Linked DNA regions of Homo sapiens: all the other regions are linked to region 2. Evidence: chromatin loops called from intact Hi-C (ENCODE). Cell type or tissue: mammary epithelial cell. All regions are shown on one strand. Each heading gives the region's core, and the rest is flanking DNA. Links, peaks and the distances in the headings are about the cores only.

Evidence for each region. A loop is a pair of places that touch in the nucleus more often than their neighbours do. Peaks named below come from ENCODE experiments on the same cell type or tissue, not always from the same donor. Only the 100,000 strongest peaks of a DNase experiment are listed, where the experiment ranks them.
Region 1: a loop joins it to region 2, with 12 times the contacts of the local background. A loop is called at or near these places in 25 of 110 quality-filtered maps.
Region 3: it touches region 2 in a loop (2.9-fold over the local background); 4 of 110 quality-filtered maps call a loop at or near these places.

The regions. Positions count from the first base shown.
Region 1 is chr7:121,991,441-121,997,765 of GRCh38, reverse strand. PTPRZ1 (protein tyrosine phosphatase receptor type Z1) reads right to left here. Exons shown (of 30, transcript NM_002851.3): 9 at 1,200-1,384. Among named protein-coding and RNA genes, the nearest start is that of PTPRZ1, 120 kb to the right of the region's middle. In mammary epithelial cell, for the core only: CTCF peaks have their summits at 2,608 (motif pointing right) and 3,014 (motif pointing right); a DNase peak (open chromatin) is centred at 3,045.
Region 2 is chr7:121,602,358-121,608,682 of GRCh38, reverse strand. No RefSeq gene overlaps it. Among named protein-coding and RNA genes, the nearest start is that of FAM3C, 210 kb to the right of the region's middle. In mammary epithelial cell, for the core only: a CTCF peak has its summit at 3,240; a DNase peak (open chromatin) is centred at 3,832; H3K27ac peaks cover 341 bases.
Region 3 is chr7:121,741,376-121,747,700 of GRCh38, reverse strand. No RefSeq gene overlaps it. Among named protein-coding and RNA genes, the nearest start is that of PTPRZ1, 130 kb to the left of the region's middle. In mammary epithelial cell, for the core only: no CTCF peak of the experiment used is centred there; DNase peaks (open chromatin) are centred at 2,640 and 3,230; H3K27ac peaks cover 3,098 bases.

The sequences.
Region 1 (6,325 bases), core at 427-5,426, 390 kb before region 2:
TATTAACCTAAGGAAAAGTTTATGCAATGTTGCTTAGTTAAACTTGTGGTATTTGTGAATTATGAAGAACTGGAAAGCTAGGCTTTTTTTTTTTTTTTGCTTTTTAAAAATCAGATTTAGTTTCAGGAAGTTTCATTTTTAGCCAGAACTCATCAAATTCATAAATTAGTACTACAAACTAAAAATTAATATTTTAGACAAATAAATGGGGGGCATTTGCAAACAAGGAGCAATGTGAAAAAGTGAACAACTAAGTTATCTCTTTTTCTTGACAATATATATGCAAGAACAGTAATAGAATTATCTTCTTCACGTAATTATGAAATAAACATTTTTATTACTATTTATTTCACGATTTTCCCAGGTCATTGTGTCTCCATATTCCAGGCAACTGAATTAAAAGGTTACTAAAATTTTATCCATTTTGTCCACATGATATGAAACATAATTAATAGTGCATTTTTATTTAAATGCAGGTTCCCAGGACTTGCAGGACTCTAGGTGCCTGAGTGCAGAGTCCAGTGTCCTTTAACCTGCAGTGGGGACTTTCTGGACCTACATCCAGATGAAGGTTTGTCAACTACACCCTAATCTATGGCCAACACTTCCCTACCAGAGCAAAGTTTAATACTGACATGCTCAGGCCACAAAGGGAATCTGTACTTTATTCGCATGCGCTGGTGGAGGGAGGCAGGGGTGGATCTTTTTGTAAGAAATGTTTTCTTACATCCCCAAAGTTCTGACCCAATCATGACTTCCCAGCTGTTATCTGAAAATTTTTTGGTGCAACAAAGAGGACTTGTATGTCCCCTACTCTACTTTTCCTGTGCTGATATAGCGTAATGGAAGACACAATATAAAATGTATCAGGGCACTGAGATTCTGGCACTATTCTACAACTGAAATCTTAAGAAAGGCCACACTAAATGATCTCCAGTTCATAAGTCATATGTATCTACTCTATAGTGTTATTGTTGGCAAAGTTATGATATCCATTTAATTAAATGTAACTTTAAACATAATTTAGTATAGCTTCTAATTTAAAATTTTTTTTTAAATTTAAAAATACTCAGCCTACCCCACCTTCACATAAAGTCTAAAAGTAATGGAGGAAAATAATATACAACCATTTGTAAGTTCTTACCTTGGAAATTAAATTATAATGTTACCCTATGTAAAACAACTGATCATATAGTTACCAAGTCTTGATAGCCATCTGTCAAAAATTCATGCTTGGTTTGGTCCTCTCCATCCAACTGCTGGTACAAAACTGCAAACTTCTCAATCATGGTATCATAAACGACTCGAGGTCTTTCCCATGTAACAAGAAGGCTGGTATAATTCTCTGGGTCAGCCTGAACATTTTCTGGTTCTGAACTACAAACTTCAGAGAGAAAAAAGTACAGTTGTTGATAGAACTTAGCCTTGAGGACTTGAATAAATAAAACATATTCTATAAAAATTTTATTGTGTTTTATTTCAATGTAAAGTAAAAAGTTACACTTTCCCACTGTGGAGCTTTTGCTTATTCCATTTCCTATATCTAAAATACTCTTTCCACCCCTCTTAACTCTATCTGTTCAAATCCCAGCTTTCCATTCTGGAAAGGTCTTGGTCAAATGCTACCTCCTTCATTACTCACATTAATCTCTACTGAAGTGATCTCTGTCATTGTCAATTGCCTATTTTATCATTATTACTGCATTATTTGCATACTTTCGTATTGTATTTTTCCTGAATGAATCTTGACTCCTCTAGTGGATTATAAACATAAGAACCATAGCTCTGTAGTTCTATATTGCCTAGAACATTGTTTTGAATATACCTGGCATACAGATTCATTTTTAGAAATAAATGAACAAAGAATATCTGCAAGCTCATGATGACTTAATTTCTCTTGTTTGGTACCTGAAAATATATTCAGTTCAGGATGAGGATAATTTCAATTATGAAAGACATACTATTATCGGAACATTTTGTTATTAGACAATCCTTGAACTAATTTAAAATTCCCAACCAGAGAAAACCAAAGAAAACCTAAAATTGCCATTTCAGTATTTTTCAGACGTGCTGACAAAAATCCCATTTTGTTATCATAAGTAAATTAAGAAAATAATTTTAGGGAATTAAGAGACTTGTTTGTCTCATCTGAAAAAGTAGTATTATGAAAAATCATTCAGAGACTTCTTAAAATGAATTCAGGCCCATGCTGGGAATCATGCCCCAAATTTAGTCCCATCAGAGAGTGCCCTGGTACTTTCCAAAATGCACTTATAATGTGATAGTTTGGACTAATTTGGAAAAGAAAAACTATAACATTTTATGATATTTTACTAACGAAGCAGAGTAATAAATATCTCTTCATGGGCCAGATTTGCAAAGCAGAGGGAGAGAAAGATCTCTCAGGCTGAATATTAATTAATATACTTACTTGTTTTCAGGTGACACCTGAAGTTACAAAGCCACTCAATGAGAGCATGCAGTAGACTTAGGTAAATCAGTCATCACTGATACAACAATTACAAGGACTCAAAAATATGTTAACAACTGCCGCCGATTGTGACCAAAATGACTTGTCTCTGCTAGTTTGCAGTTCACCTCATGAACACCGGAGGGCACCCACAACTAACAATTGGTCTTACAAATGGAAACAAATTTTACATATAATACTTAGTAGTCACAATTTTAGCATATGTACAATATGATAGCAATGGCATAGCATATGTACAGTATGCTAGCAGTGGTACAGAAATTATTTAGGAAATATGAATATATATATATACCTTTTACAAATAAATACATGTATAGCTTTATATCAGTTAGAAATTATTTTTCACTTCAAACCTTTGATGTTATTTTTTGTTTAGGGAGGGCTTAGGTTGGGGTGTTCCTTTAGAAATAAAAGAAAAATTATTTCATTGTCAAAAAACATGAATTCAGAATAAGAAAATATATTTTAATTTAGGTGTATACTACATGATGTTACTCTACTGAGTGAGACTTCTACTGATGTCCACCAGATGGCAGAAGACCTTCAAATTGTCTCAAGTGAGCTATTCACGTTTCTATCATTGGAGCAACAAGCTCGTTCTTGCTTCTAATGAATCCCAAGTTCACTTTTAGAAAAGTTGGAAGTGACTCTGGACAATATCATTTGTAGACTTCGTCCTCCAAAAATCAATTCCACTTTTTACAGAATGGGAATGATTTAAAGTGAACTATACACTTCAAGATGAAACTGTTTGGAAATGCATTAATTTTGGCTAACACGGTGAAACCCTGTCTCTACTAAAAATACAAAAAATTAGCCAGGCGTGGTGGCGGGCGCCTGTAATCCCAGCTACTCGGGAGGCTGAGGCAGGAGAATGGCGTGAACCCGGGATGCGGAGCTTGCAGTGAGCCCAGATTGCGCCACTGCACTCCAGCCGGGGCAACAGAGCAAGACTCCGTCTCAAAAAAAAAAAAAAAAAAAAAAAGAAATGCATTAATTTTATGCATACATACAAAGCATAACAATCTCTTAAGAAAAAAATAAAGGATTCATTGCAAAACATCCAAAGGACTACTGCCTAAGCAGCAGAAACGACTTTGGTTGGATGTCTATGTTTGTCTCGCCTTAGTAGTAGCAATCAGTAGACGTGTCAAAATTTATGAATCAACATTAATATAAAGTAGAGCTCCAAAAAGAAAGTTATATTTTCTTGCCCATAAGTTTTCACTTCTTTGTTCTCCTCCTTGTAAATCTGTAAGAGTTTGTTAGTTATTTGTTTAATAGCTTGAGTTTATATTTTAATTAGAAATTTACTTTTTAAATACCTGTGTTTATTGTTAATCAACAATATAGTTGTATGCTATCAAGCTTCAGGTAAATCTTTTATTTTAGATGTGGAGACACAGGCTCTTATGGTGAAAAAAACATACATACTTTAGAATGTTATTAACAGAAAAGCCTATATTTCTATATGTAGTTTATGATCTTGCCAAAGGGTTTCCTTTCTATAAGATAGAGCTGAATCTTTTAAATAACAATTTAGTTAATTCCATACACACTATTTGGTGTTCAAACCATGGAATGACCATAGAAGAAGTGATTAATAGACACTAAATTTCCCAGGTTTTGCATATATTTCCTATTGAAATCAGCCCAATTATCTTTGTTTTTTGTTTTGTGTTTTTTTTTTTTTTTTTTTTTTGAGACAGTCTCGCTCTGTCATCCAGGTTGGAGTGCAGTGCCACAATCTCGCCTTACTGCAAACTCCGCCTCCTGGGTTCACACCATTCTCCTGCCTCAGCCTCCCGAGCAGCTGGGATTACAGGTGTCCACCACCATGCCCGGCTGTTTTTTTTTTGTATTTTTAGTAGAGATGAGGTTTCACTGTGTTAGCCGGGATGGTCACCGTGTTAGCCAGGATGGTCTCGATCTCCTGACCTCGTGATCCTCTCACCTCAGCCTCCCCAAGTGCTGGGATTACAGGCATGAGTCACCGCACCCGGCCAGCCCAATTATCTTATTAGAAGCATACCTACTCTGTAAAGTACATTTTCTGGATTGAAAATCAATAACATTTTTCCAGATCAATATGTACTCAGACATCAAATACAAGCTACTATAAAGTAAAATAGTAACAAAAATATAATTTTCCTGATCATGAGGAGTTCGAAACTGTTGAAGCTTCATTCTCTCCCTCAGGCCTATATCTCACATACTGATTCCTTTCCATGTCTACATGTGATCTGGGTCATAGTTACTGATTCTTCAGGGCACACTGGCTAAGAAGGAGAACCTAGTTACTGGTTAGTGCAGGCTTCTGGCTGTGAGTCTGGGGCCCACGTCAAGTCACGTAGAGTACAAGTAAATGGCACTGCACCATACATGAGCAGTGAGCAAAGAATCCTCACTATAAAGAATGAGAATGTAGTCTCCTTTATCAGGGAGCTATACATGTTCTTGCTTTAAAAACTTATTTTTGGCATTCCACTCTCATCTGCTTGGTTCTAGGCACTCTAGACATACAGAAGAAGAAGATAGTGTCTCAGCCTTTAGGATGCTCATTCCTGTGATAGCTTTCAAACACTTAGATTTAGTAAGCTCTCAGATGTAACGAGTGGTTTTAGATTCTAAATTCTGCACTCCATTGATAGAGGAATGTATAAAAAACTTATGAAAAATTCTGCCATTTAGGCCAAATTCTTTTCAAATTTATACACATTTCCTACTAAAAATGGTATAAGCTTCTTAAACTTTTAGCTGACACAAAGTCCTGTGCTTTATCATTCATCCTCTCATTACTTAAATGAAGAGTGAACACCTAGTACGTAGGAATGGATGTGATCTGTGGAACCGGTGCTAAAATATTAATAAGCAAAGCACTGAATGATGAAGAAAAAAAGAAAAGAGACAGAGAAATGCAAATGCATTCCTTGGCTGTGACAAATCTTTGTTAATCAAGAAAGTTGATGCAGATGACCAAGGGGAGATAGGAGATTCTTTCCACTTCTGTTCCTCTCTAGCCTGCCTTGGAAGAAGCACAATCTGCCCTGAGGGAAAAGGCGCAGTCTTAGCTTCAGGTATTCTGAGTAAAATATGGATTGATACGAAATGGCAGGGAGGTGATTCTTAGGGAGTGGCAGAGAAAATGTCATAATTACCTGAGACTACACTAGGTCTCACTCAGTTATTTCCCACTAATTTGAAGTTCTGTACAGTATAACACAGCTCATGCCAAAAGTGCTTCGTAAATACATGCTAATAAGTCCACCACTTCCTTATTTGAAGTTTATGAGCCTCATTTTTAAAAGTAGTAAGACAATGACTGCTGAGAGAAAAGCTGAATGACTTACAGACCCAGAAGGTAACCAATGAGGTTGTGACTTCTCCTCAGGCAGTAGCAGATCCTAAAACAACTAATGTAAACATTGACACAAATGCTGAATGTAATTGGAAAAGATCTATCCCTGTTTTGTACTTCTGAATGATTACATATTCACTTTAGATTAATAGCCAAAAGAAGTCTTTCTAATTCTACCTCTTTCACTCAGTCTTTAGGGACCCAGAGTGACTTCATCAACAGTTCAATTTGTAGTATATAATCTTCCAAGAAGTAAATAATATTCATTTCACTTTTTAAAACATAGGTGCAGTACAGTGTTTACATACATGTGACCTTAACAAATGCTAGTAACAACCCACTGACCTTCAAGAAGGTAAGTCTACTAATGTATAATTCATTATGACGTTTTTTCAGGAAATTGTACAAAATTTCTCATAGGTCAAAATATTATGCTACAAAGACACTCCCTTTATGCTACTCTGTCCTGACAACTA
Region 2 (6,325 bases), core at 817-5,816:
TCCATTTTGTTTCTATTCTAAGCATGCATAGACTCAGCTTTCATGTTGCTAATTAATGCCAAGCCTATTCCTTTTTATTCTTTTTTTTTTTTTTTTAGAGAGACAGTGTATAAGTCCATTTTCACATTGCTATAAAGATATTACCTGAGACTGGGTAATTTATAAAGGAAAGAGGTTTAATTGACTTGCAGTTCTGTATGGCTTGGGAGGCCTCAGGAAACTTACAACCATGGCAGAAGGTAAAGGGGAAGCAGGCATCTTCTTCACAAGGCAGCAGGAGAGAGACAGCGAAAGAGGAAGTGCCACTTTTAAAACTATCAGATATCTTGAGAACTCACTCACTATCACCAGAACAGCATGGGGGAAACCACCCCCATGATCCAATCACCTCCCACCAGGTCCCTTCCTCAACATATGGGGATTACAATTCGGATTACAATTCAAGATGAGATTTGGGTGGGAACACAGAGACAAACCAAATTAGACAGTTTCACTCTGTTGTTTAGGCTGGAGTGTAATGGTATGATCATAGCTCGGTGCAACCTTGAATTCCTGGGCTCAAGTAATCTGTCTCAGCCTCCTGAGTAGCTAAGACTACAGATATGCCACCATGCCTGGCTAATTTTTATATTTTTGGTGGAGATGGGATCTTGCTGTGTTGCCCAGGCTGGTCTTAAACTCCCAGCTTCAAGCCTTGGCCTCCCAAAGCACTGGGATTACAGGTGTGAGCCACCATACTTGGCCCTATTTCTGAATCTTAAGAGAGAAATTCAAATCATTCAGCATTTCTGCATGTTGTATAAAGTTTGTTAGAAAAGCTATAATTTGTGCCTAAATAATTCCAAAGGCTCCTGATACTGGCCTCTAGTCATGATCTCCAAAACATATGAATTTTAGTAATGTGTAAATAATATATTGTCTGGAATTTTTGAAAATTGTGCTGCTGATTTTAGGAGCTTACAATTATTTTTCCCTTATGTATATCCCATTTAAAATTTACTCAGCATCTATTCTTCATGCAATTAATATAATTTAATATTACAACACTGAGTATGGGCTGTCTGTTCCATTTCACTAAATAATATGGCATTATTTTTAAAAGAAAGATTTGGCGAGGCGCAGTGGCTCACGCCTGTAATCCCAGCACTTTGGGAGGCTGAGTCAGGTGGATCACGAGGTCAGGAGTTCAAGACCAGCCTGGCCAACATAGTGAAACCCCATCTCTACTAAAAATAAAAAATTTAGCCAGACATGGTGGCGGAAGCCTGCTACTTGGGAGGCTGAGACAGGAGAATCGCTTGAACCTGGGAGGCAGAGATTGCAGTGAGCCGAGATTGCTGCATTGCACTCCAGCCTAGGCGACAGCCTTGGTCTTACCAAAAAAAAAAAAAAAAAGTAGAAAGATTTAACAAAATACGTAAGAATATTTGTAAAAACCTCAATATTCCAGAAAATTGTGCCATAAATTCATCTGCAATTCAGTTCTTTTGTGGAATAATATTGCCTAGCCTCAGTAACTGCTAAGAAAACAGTCTCTTCATGTAAAAATATGATTGAAGTTTGTTTTGAAACATTTAAATAAAGCTTTTATTGAGCTCATGGCCACTTAAATGTATTCCCAGGAAATACAATTAAAGTAGTGACCGTCCACCAGAATGACAAAATTAGAAAACCAAAACTATGCAGAAACATTTAACCCCTAAATTGCCTTAAAACAAGAGAGGAAAAGCCCTGATTTGGAAAATCCCTTCTTCTGGGGCTTTTTACTTTGTGCAGTTTAATCTTTTGTTATTGGACTCAGGAGACAAAATGACATTACCATTGTGGCTGGATTCAAAATGAACCACTCAATAAATACCTGACACAGAGAATGACTAAGATTTTCTTTGCTGGGAGCCTATCCCTTAAGTTTTCTTTTTTTTTCTTTCTTTCTTTCTTTTTTTTTTTTGTTTGTTTTGTTTTTCCAGAGACGAGGTCTCCCTGTGTTACCCAGACTGGTCTCGATGTTCTTTATATAAAAGACGGATGGATGGATGGATGGATGGATGGATGGATGGATGGATGGATGGATGGACTGACTGACTGCAGCATGCCACGGCTTTGTCAGAGAAAATAAACATGTATCCCAAAATATGTGCTATAGTCAACCCTTTATGTACCTTACAATTTGTGACCCACACAGTTGCTACATCCACTACAGCAATAATGACATATTATATTTATATCCCAGTAATCATCTTCCCATCTATATTCACTTTTGATTTAAAAAAGTAGCTTGAACCTAAGTCACACAGTGATTTTCATGTCCTGGCTTCTGTTCATGGTAAACAGAACAATAGAAAGTATGGAACTAAAAACAAATGAAGAAAAAAACAAAAATAAAACAAAAAACTCTGTATTGTACAATCTTTCATAAGTCGGAACATTCTACTGATCTTCTCTTAAGTTTGCCTAAACTAGCATGATTACTAATATTTTGAAACAGGTGGTCTGGTGTAACACGCAGAATTGCCTAAAAATGATGACAGGATTATCTGGGGTTTCCTAGGTAATGAATTGAGACTTTGGGCTGTCAGCGGTAGAGAAAGGACCCAATCTCAGCTTTCTATGACATCAATTACTTCCTCCCCAAGGCAAGAAGAACTATACCTCCTGGTGAGTCCTAACACTTCCAGTACTGTCCCAGAAAATGCCTACCAATAGCCAGCACCTAAACCCTGCCTTTTTGATATTCAAGTGGACTATAGATTCCCCCACCCTGGCAAGGTTGCTTTTATACTTGCCCTTTAAGAAGAGCAAGGTACAGAGGGGCAGCATCTCCTCCCTGGAACACATGCTCATGGCTGGTCCAGCCCAGTACCTTGACCTCACTAGCCTTTCTCTGGGGACAGTAAAAGATGGGTTGTTGCCTGTCCTTTCTTTTTCTTGATCCATGTTTGTCGATTTAAAAAGCCTGTTCCTTCACAGACACGGTATGACATTGTAGAATTCATCTCAAGCCTTGTTGCCCTACAAATGACAACCAAAAAAAGATCACCTTGCTCTGCGTGTTATATGGTAAAGTGACAGAGCCCTTGACAGGAGTCAGTGTTGATTCTTCTTATCCACTATCTTCTCTGAAGTGCATGCACAAAATCAGGTTAGCCTAGCTGATTTTTATGCCTGAATTTGAGCAGAGAGAACTCAAGAACTATGTAATAGCTAAGCTATGTAAATACAGTCTGAACACATCTGCCATCTCTTGGCAAAATTGAGTACCTGCTCTGATGAATTCAATTCAGCAAATGTATATTCCTGCTTTGCCATGCAGCATAACGTCCTGGACGCTTCAGGGGAGCAGAAAATGAGCCACATTTTCTACCTTCTAGACTATCTTTTACCTGAAGTCTTTTGTATGAGTACAGATCTTATATTCTTACAGCAGCTCACTAGGTTAATGGCTTGAGCATTTTTTCATATCTGGAAGACTACACCCTGGCCCTTTCCAGACAGTTAATGGTTCTGTATCTAGATTAAAGCATAAACCTGCCAGATCAGTAATTGCTTAATACTCCTCAGAGAGGAGCTGAATGGGCCCTGCTTGGCTACCAATGGCAAGTTGGGATCTTGGAAACTGAAAAAGGGACAAAGAATTATGTTCAGAGATACTAAACACTGGAAGAACCCGAAACTTAATGTGAGCTAAGTCTGCAGAGAGCAACAAGCCCAAATTCCTTCAAGTCAGTCATAAAATTAAATGTGAAACATGGAACCAGAAATGGATGACAAAGCAAAAGGTCAGCAGGACTGACACCCAGTGGGGGTGGTAGACGGGAGGTACCAGGGAGTAAGAGCTAGAACAGAGAGAGGGATCCAGGACAACAACTGCAAACAGAGCAGCTTTTACTTCCCAGAGGACTTGGGGGTACATGAGTCAGACTGATTTAAAAGTTCAAGGCCAGGGCAGACAGCAGTAAATGAAAAAAGTTATTATTCTTGCATTTATATAGTACCTAAATTATTAAATTTCCTTGAGGCTCATTCCAATACTGTTGAAAACACAAACAGGCACCTTTTGTTTCATCACCTTGAAGAGTCCAGAAGCTGCAGCACAAAGCTTTTTCAAAAAAATCTTTCAAGCAACATAAATGAAAGCTCTAAAGCAAACATCATTGCTGAATGGCAAGATAAAATAGTTGTTTCTGAAGTGGAATGCAGAAGCTAAAGTATAGCATTTCAAATTTCAAAATGATAAAGCAATTTTCTGATAAAAGTTTTACAAAACATTTTGTTTTCAGCACAGTGACCTTCTGTGCCCCTGGCCAAAGTACAATCATTTACACATTTTTTTTTTTAATCCACTCCATGAACTGTTTTGAACTAATGTCAGCTTATTAGTTCCTACTTCGGGAAAAATTTTCCAGCCTCTGTTTTTCACATATTTTATCTGACATTTACTCTCTCTCTCTCTGGGTGTCAATCTTCTATTAGCTTTAAAACTAGAGTTTATAAGCTTAAAAATCCTACAATAGCTGAAGCTAGCGCACATAGAAAAAAAAATCTCCAACTATGAAAGAAAAGAGCTGCAGCAAGACTCGTTTTAACAAGTCACAATTTGCATGTGTATTCAGCAAGTGTGTGTTGGACTCTTACTAACTGCCAGACACTCACAGTTCAGGAGCCTGGGAATATCAGGGGACAAAACATGTGGCAGAGATAATTGATAATATGGACAATTAACAATAAATATATAATCATGGTAAGTGGTAAACAATAATATATATAATAATGTAAAGTAATATAATATATAAGAATATAAAGTAATAATGTAAGGCATAAAATAATGGTAAACACAATGAAGAAAAAATAAAGAAGGCTAAGGGGGATGGAAAATGATGATGAAAATGCCATTTTAAATGCAGAATATCTGAAAGGCAAATATAGAGCCAGTATGTGTAAATGTTAAGGGTTGAAGACCTGAAGTCAAACACGTCTGGATTTTAAATTCTAACTTTATAATTCATTAGCATTGTGTCTTTAAGCAGCTTGTCTCCCTAAATAAACTTCAGTGTCCTAATCTCTAAAGTGGGGATAAGGCAGCCTACTTCAAAGGGCTTGTGTGAGCACTTAGCCCAATGCTGGGCATGCACCAATGCTCCAGAAATGTTTATTCATATTATCTGAGTGTGATTTGTAGGAAAGAAAGAAAGAAAGAAAGAAAGAAAGAAAGAAAGAAAGAAAGAAAGAAAGAAAGAAAGAAAGAAAGAAAGAAGGAAGGAAGGAAGGAAGGAAGGAAGGAAGGAAGGAAGGAAAAGAAAAGAAAGAAAGAGAAAGAAAGAAAGAAAGAAAGAAAGAAGGAAGGAAGGAAAGAAAGAGAGAGAGAAGGAAGGAAGGAAGGAAGGAAGGAAGGAAGGAAGGAAGGAAGCGACACAGAGAGAGAACGTGTATGTGTTGTGCATCTCTACTAAAATAAAAAAGCCTTTTCTCCTATCATGGCACCATGATTATGTCTTTGGCTCTAACAAATAAACTTATTAGGAGCAAACTGCCTAGATCTTATCTGACATCCCTCTGCATTTTCCCAGTGGTCAGAGGACCCACGTTGGTTTTCGTTAACTTATTTTCCTTGGGGTGCTCTGAAGTCATTTTTACTGGCTGTCTCTACTCCAGCAAAATGAAGAGTCTGTTGAACTGCCAGAGGCTTTAGTTGCCATTTTATTTTCCTATATCATCTCCAGTAAGTCAACATTTTTCCTACCAATTTTCTCATCTATCTTCCAACCCAAAGTAATGCTACATCATAGAGCCATGGGTAACATGATATCAAAAGAAATAAACTGTTTTACATATAAAAAGACTGCTCCACATATTTAAAAAAAATAAAATCCCCAGACTGGATTCTTTGCAGTATTGCCCACAGGTGACAGACGTGACCTTTCTGAAATGATGGCAATTTTTTTTCTTTCTTTCTTTCTGCTTTTACAGACAAGGACATCTGATAATGATGGCAGATTACAGCCAACACCAACCCTGCCATGACTTTGCCTGACTTCACCAGCACTTCAGCACCACATTACCCAGGTCTATTACTCAACCTGATTGCATACTCCTACTCAAATCCCTACTCACACAGGCTGGTTACCTGAGGAATCATCCAGAAAACTACTGTATCACATAAATGAGAGTGACAAAGGGACTAGGGTTGAGGCATAATTGGTTGCAGAACTAGAACTAAAAATCGAGTTTTGTGATTCCTGGTTCATCTAGCTCCATTCATTTTACACTCTGCTTCTCCGCTCTGAGTGAATACAGCAAACTTATCCCACAAAACTAACAAGCAAGAATA
Region 3 (6,325 bases), core at 427-5,426, 140 kb before region 2:
ACCATTTGGTATATCAATCCCACTATTAAGTATCTTCTCAAAGGAACAGGAGTCATTATATGAAAAAGATGCATGCACATGTGTGCTTATTGCAGCACAATTCACAATTGCAAAGATATGGAATCAACCTAAGTGCCCATTGATCAACGAGTGGATAAAGAAAATGTGGTATATATATACCATGGAATACTACTCAGCCATAAAAAGGAACAAAACAATGTCCTTTGCAGCGACTTGGATGAAGCTGAAGGCCGTTATTCTAAATGAAATAACTCAGGAATGGAAAACCAAGTACTTTATGCTCTCATTTATAAGTGAAAGCTAAGCTATGAGTAGGCTGTGCTGACAAATGGCAGGCTTCTTGACACATAGCTGAAGGCCCTGAAACATCAGGTATTTGTGGATCTTGGTCCACATATTCGTAGATATCAGCAGCAGAAGGTTGGCTTTAAAGAAATAATTAGGGACAATAGAGCCTTGGCAGACATGGGTAGCCTTGACTGGAACTATCAGCAGGAAAATAACGTACTATAGAGACACCAAGAGAACCGGTTGGTGAATATGTGAAACCTGGACATACAAAATCAATTTAAGGAGAAAGTTGGTATGTCCTTGGAAGTGGTGGCGACAGAGCCAGAGATGTTCTCTTCTGTAGCTGTTTTTGTGACATCATTTTTAACACTAGTCTGGGGCAACTTAGGGGGAACTCTCTACTTGTTGCATATTTGGTACATATATTGAGAAGTCATGTTTTAACTTTCTTTTTAAAGGTAAATTTGATATGTTTCTATTTTAAAAACCTAAAGTCAATTACTTTTTAAACAATATGGATTCTAGTTCATTAATCCCCAGTCAGTGGTTTTAAATGGAAAAACAGCTTCTCTGCTTCTCTTTAGAATCAAGTAATATGATTTTTCTTTATTATAGTTATGTGATTATTTTTTATGTCAGAGATAATACTCAACTGAAACAAACCTCCCCACCATGAGTAAAAAGGCATATGGAGTGTTAAAATGGACTTTGAAGACTCAGAGGTAAGGGGAGCTGGAGAGAGATCATATAAACAAAGATTATTTGTAGTTTGCAAATGGCCACCCCTAGAAAAATTTAAATTGTGGTGAATTAACTCATCTTTACTTTGTTACTCTATATTTTGATATTTAAATCTTGATTTATGTGTTAAAAAAATCATGACAGACTTGCTTAGCTTTTCAAAAACAAATAGTAGTTGCAAACAATTTTCTTTTTATTACGACTTAAAATTATGCTTTATAATTTTTTTTGTAATCTGTGTCACCTAAAAAGTAAATTCAAAAGTAAATTATTATGTACTTTTCAATCCTAAGGTACTATTTTGAATGGAAAGGGAAAAATACTACCCCATTTAATGAATACACTGATTGTAAAACACATCTCAGTTTTAGAACATTAAATGCATAAAAATGAGCATTTTGAAGTCAGCCATACCATGTAGTTTTTCTTCCTGTCAGAAATCAAGCCTGATTGTGTGGCCCTCCTTGCTATACAAGCATTTCCACATTTTTTCATTTAAATGTCTAGAATGGACACAGAGAATTTCAGCTGGTTTCTAAATATGACTAAATGAAAGGCTTGATTTCTTTACCATGAAGAAATGGCAGTACTTCGAATAACTCTCATCAAAGCTATGTTGGTTTCTTGTCTGCACATGTACAGGTTACACTGCCTCTTGGTTGAGCATTTCAGTATTGGTATTTTACTGCCACTCCATCATTTGGCTCTGATATATTTTCTGTTATCTGTCATTTCATACAGAGGTATGTCACAGCCCAGACATAACTCCAAAATGGAATAAAAGTATTATCTTTGGCTCAATGTTATTAAGTATCATGTTGGTCTAAAGTCTAGCTTATTCTCATCCATGCCATTCATTTTGTGTAGTGATCAGACTAATGTTTTACCATTATCTTAGTCTAGTGTTTTTTCAAAGTGTAGGTTAAGGGTAACTTGCACCAGAATCCCCTAGGTCCTGGCAGAAATAGTGATTACTGGACCCCAACGTCAACTTCCTGTTTTCAAATATCAAAGGCTAGACTTTAAAATACATATTTAACAAGCTCTCCAGGAGATTCCTATGTACACTGAGGTTTGAGAAGTCTGTATAGTGCACCATGGACTCAAGAGCAGGACTGTCTGGGTGTGAATTTTCTTTAAGAGCAGGTGACCTCAGGCAAATTGACTGAATTATTTGTGTTTCAGTTTCTTCCTCTGGAAAATAGGATGATATTATTGCCTTCCTTATAGGGATGTTTTTAGGATTAAATGAGTGAATATTTGTACAGTACTTAGAACAGTGTTTGGCATATAATAAATGCCATAAATATATGTATTTCTGAATCTATAAAGACCTTGTAAAAATAAAAGATCTTCATTTAACAAATATTCAGTGAACATACACTGTGCTGGACATGGGTTTGAGCCTGCAAATGCTTGCATTCCAGTGGAGGGGTAGCATTGCAAGGACATATGCACTCAGACCTTTAATAAAGATCGCCTGATTAATTCTCACAGTACTAGGAGGTAGGTAACATTATCCTTCTCTTTTTACAAAGGAGTGAAGAAAACCACAAAGAGATTAAGGAACTTGGCCAAGTTTGGACAGCTACTCAGTGACAGAGCTGGTAGTGAACATGGACAGCCAGGCTTCACCATGTGCCCATTTAACTTTGCTATCCTGAAGGGTGTATTCTATTAAAAGAAATGCTCGGGTGACCAAGGTTGTGTTGAAAACCTATCTGGAGGTCAGAAAAGAACTGGAGTACAAAAGATTCAAACTTAGTAAGTGGGTACAGTCTTCTGCTGAACTTCTCAGAAGATACCAGGGTGGGGAAGAAGGTTATTATACTTTGAGGGTTTGGCATAATGCTATTGTATTTACAATAAGTTAAGAGGCTCAAAAATTGTACTTTAAATAGACACAAGTTTAATTCGGTGTTAAATCTCATTTAAACTCTAGTAACTGAAAGATCAAACATTCTAATGGTGCCAAATAGCTAGGTTAAAGTCCTGTAGTCTATAATCAGTGTCCCCTGGTAGTCGAGCTGATCAGCAGGCTTTTGGGGTTGGGCTTTATTTCGTTTTCTTTTCTATTGAAAGAAGAAAGTCATTTAAGGTGTGGTATCTATGAATAGTACCTTGTATTTATATGAAACCTCTCTCTAAGGTGTTGAAAGACTTGATTCATGCCCATTCCCTTTCAGTTTTCGATGTGTGGTTAGAGGTGATGATTAACAATCAAGACTAGAAATAAATCAAGCATAAATTCCATGATTCTACTTGTTCAAAGGGGTTTTTCAATTATAGGCAAGAAGAGATCATGTGAGGTAATTCAATCCTTTGCTTCCAGAGAGAACTGTCTTTTTAGTGGCTGCATTTTAAATAATTTGTTAAGGAAAGAGAATGTTCAAAGTTTTGGACTATTGTGGTTGAACAGACAGGTCCCTGAAACCAAATTGAGGGAAGGAGACAAGAGGATTAGAATTTATATTTGCTGGTTGATATAGGCACTGAAGTATACATTTAGTACTCTTCAACTTTCTTTAGTATGAATTGCATTATCTTGAAGAATTCATAAAACAAACAAGTTAGTTTTACAAGAGGTTACAGAAACTTCCAGGTCTTTGTTAAAGGATATTTACCCATAAAACCCATGTAATTTTAAATTTAATGTAAATAAAATGTCTTTGAAAAGATCTTGAAACATGCATACTTTTTAACTGATAAAATGGAGACTTAAAGATATGTTTATTGTGTGGAGATCATATATCTATGTGTATATGTACAATATGTTCTAACTAATTCATCTTATAAAACATCCAAAAGACATTTTAAAAAGAAGAAATAAAATGGAAAAAGCAATATTTTAAAATAATTTTTAAATGCTTAAAAACTATAATGCTATCACTAAAAGTAGCATTTGCTATTATTTTGATGTGAATGGGCATGTCTCATTTTAGGAAGTATTCTGTGCATGGAGGTAGAGCTGGCTTTAGACAGAAGCAGTTTGACTCCAGTTCCTACAATCTTCACTGCCTTTCTCTGCTTTCTCCTCAAGGGTGTCACCATGTGGACAAAGCTTCACCAGATTTCCACATTTTTAAAGAAGTTTCAGAAACTTAGATTTTTATGTGAAATCTTTTGAATTTTAAATTTGCCCTATTTCAAACAATGGATGAGCAAAATGATACACATTTGGAGCTGGGTAAGGCCCACTGATCAATAGCACATGACCTCTGGTTTAGCTCTTTGTGTAATTTATTCAAGATGAACACTTTTTAAAAAGTAAACATCATCTTTACTGCTTAACAAGCTCTCCCTCTGTAATCTCTACTGTTTTATTTTTCAAGCGAATTAAAATCCATTCAACTCTTCAAGTCTCAGTGCCCACAATCGAGTCTAACTTCCTTTAACAAAATGTCAGATCTGCCATTTCCTGCTCCGTGCTCCACCCTCCCTTTGCATGTGATCGTCTTTTTATGATCTGCGAGGTCCTCTTCTCCTTCTTGTCCTCCTCATTAGTGCCTGTCCATTATTAGCACCCACTGGAATGTTGCCACTGTGTGGAGCCTTCTGAGTGAAGGATGTGGTGGTTATACAATTAACCAGAATGGAGATGCGGGAGGAAAAACCCAAATAAAAATCTCTCATTATAACTGATACCTAGTGACCTGGTTTGACCCACTCAATATCTTAAAAGTAAATTCAAATGAGACAATGTCCTTCGCTGGGACATGGATGGAGCTGGAAGCCATTATCCTCAGCAATCTACCAGGAACAGAAAACAAAACCAAACACCATACGTTCTCACTTATAAGTGAGCTGAACAATGAGAACACATGGACACAGGGAGGGGAACAACGCACACTGGGGCCTGTCAGGGAGTGGAGTCAGGGGAGGGAGAGCATTGGGAAAAATAGTCAATGTATGCTGGCTCAATACCTAGGTGATGTGTTGATAGGTACCAAAAACCACCATGACACACGTTTACCTGTGTAACAAACTTGCACATCCTGCCCATGTACCCTGGAACTTCAAATAAAAATAAAAATTAATTAACAAAAGTAAATTCAACAAATAGAATTGAGCTCTCCTTATGTGCCACTCCAGTGGGTACTAGAATGATGAAAATCAAAAACATGATCTCTACCTTCAAGTTGTTCACAGTCTAGAACAAACATGCCATCAAATATTGGAATACAGCAGTAAAAGTACTTTAATGGAGTTTGTTAGAATGTTCAGTTGGAAAATAGAAAAAGGAAAGGCCTGAGGAGCACATTTTAGAGGAAAGTCATGAGATGAAATGGGAGGAAAAATAGAAGCTTTTCATGGGCAGAATGAGGGGAAGGCATTTCAGGCAGAAGGAAGAGCAATTTCATGCAGAGGATGAACATGTTTACATAAGAAAACCTGGCATAGCAATGACATGTTGTTTCCTAGGATTAGAAATTCTTAACAATGTTTAGGTGACTACTATTACTGAATATTACTGTTAGCCTGTGCTGTAATTTATATGGAACTTGGCCATGAAATCATTTTCCCAAGGCTTCCTGTAATGAACTATGAGCCTCTTAGCTGAAGCCCATAATGACTCAACTGATAAATAATGCTTTTCAAGGCTCTGGACTGCATCCAAATTAAGGAAACATCTCTACCTATGCAAAGTCCTGTGTTAGAATAAGAACATACATTTTCTTGTGGGTTCTCTCTTGAGCAATTCCTTGGCTCAAACTATGAAAATTTCCACCCCACTCTCCCCATAACCTGCTGCATCAAGTCTCAGCAATTCCTTCAGAAAATTTAAATTAATTCAATGAAATTTTACTACAGATAATTTGTGGAACTGGAATAATTGTTCAATGTTGCTCTTTTTGCAGCATTTAAACTTTGAATTATTAAATTAATAATGGTCCTTAGTACCTCATTATAATATTATATGGCTTGCAGTTAGGTATGTGAAATACCCCAAACCATTAACAGCCCCTATAAATGAGTATTGTTGCAGCATAGAAAAATAGCATCCTCTCTCCTGTTATACTCAAATAATTGAGTGAGAAAACTGCTATAAATTACAAACGTTTTGTCATAAAAATTATATTTAATTAAAATATAGATTAAAAACTAGGACCAGCTTTTAGTAACCGGTATTACAAGCATCAAACATCTTGAATTTTCCCGATTCTCAAAAGATATGATTTAACCAGCAAGATGAACCTCCTTGGGGCAGACTGAATCAGCTCTTGAAAACTCAGTGAGCCATGCTGTTGCCATTCATGGTCGTCCCCATTAA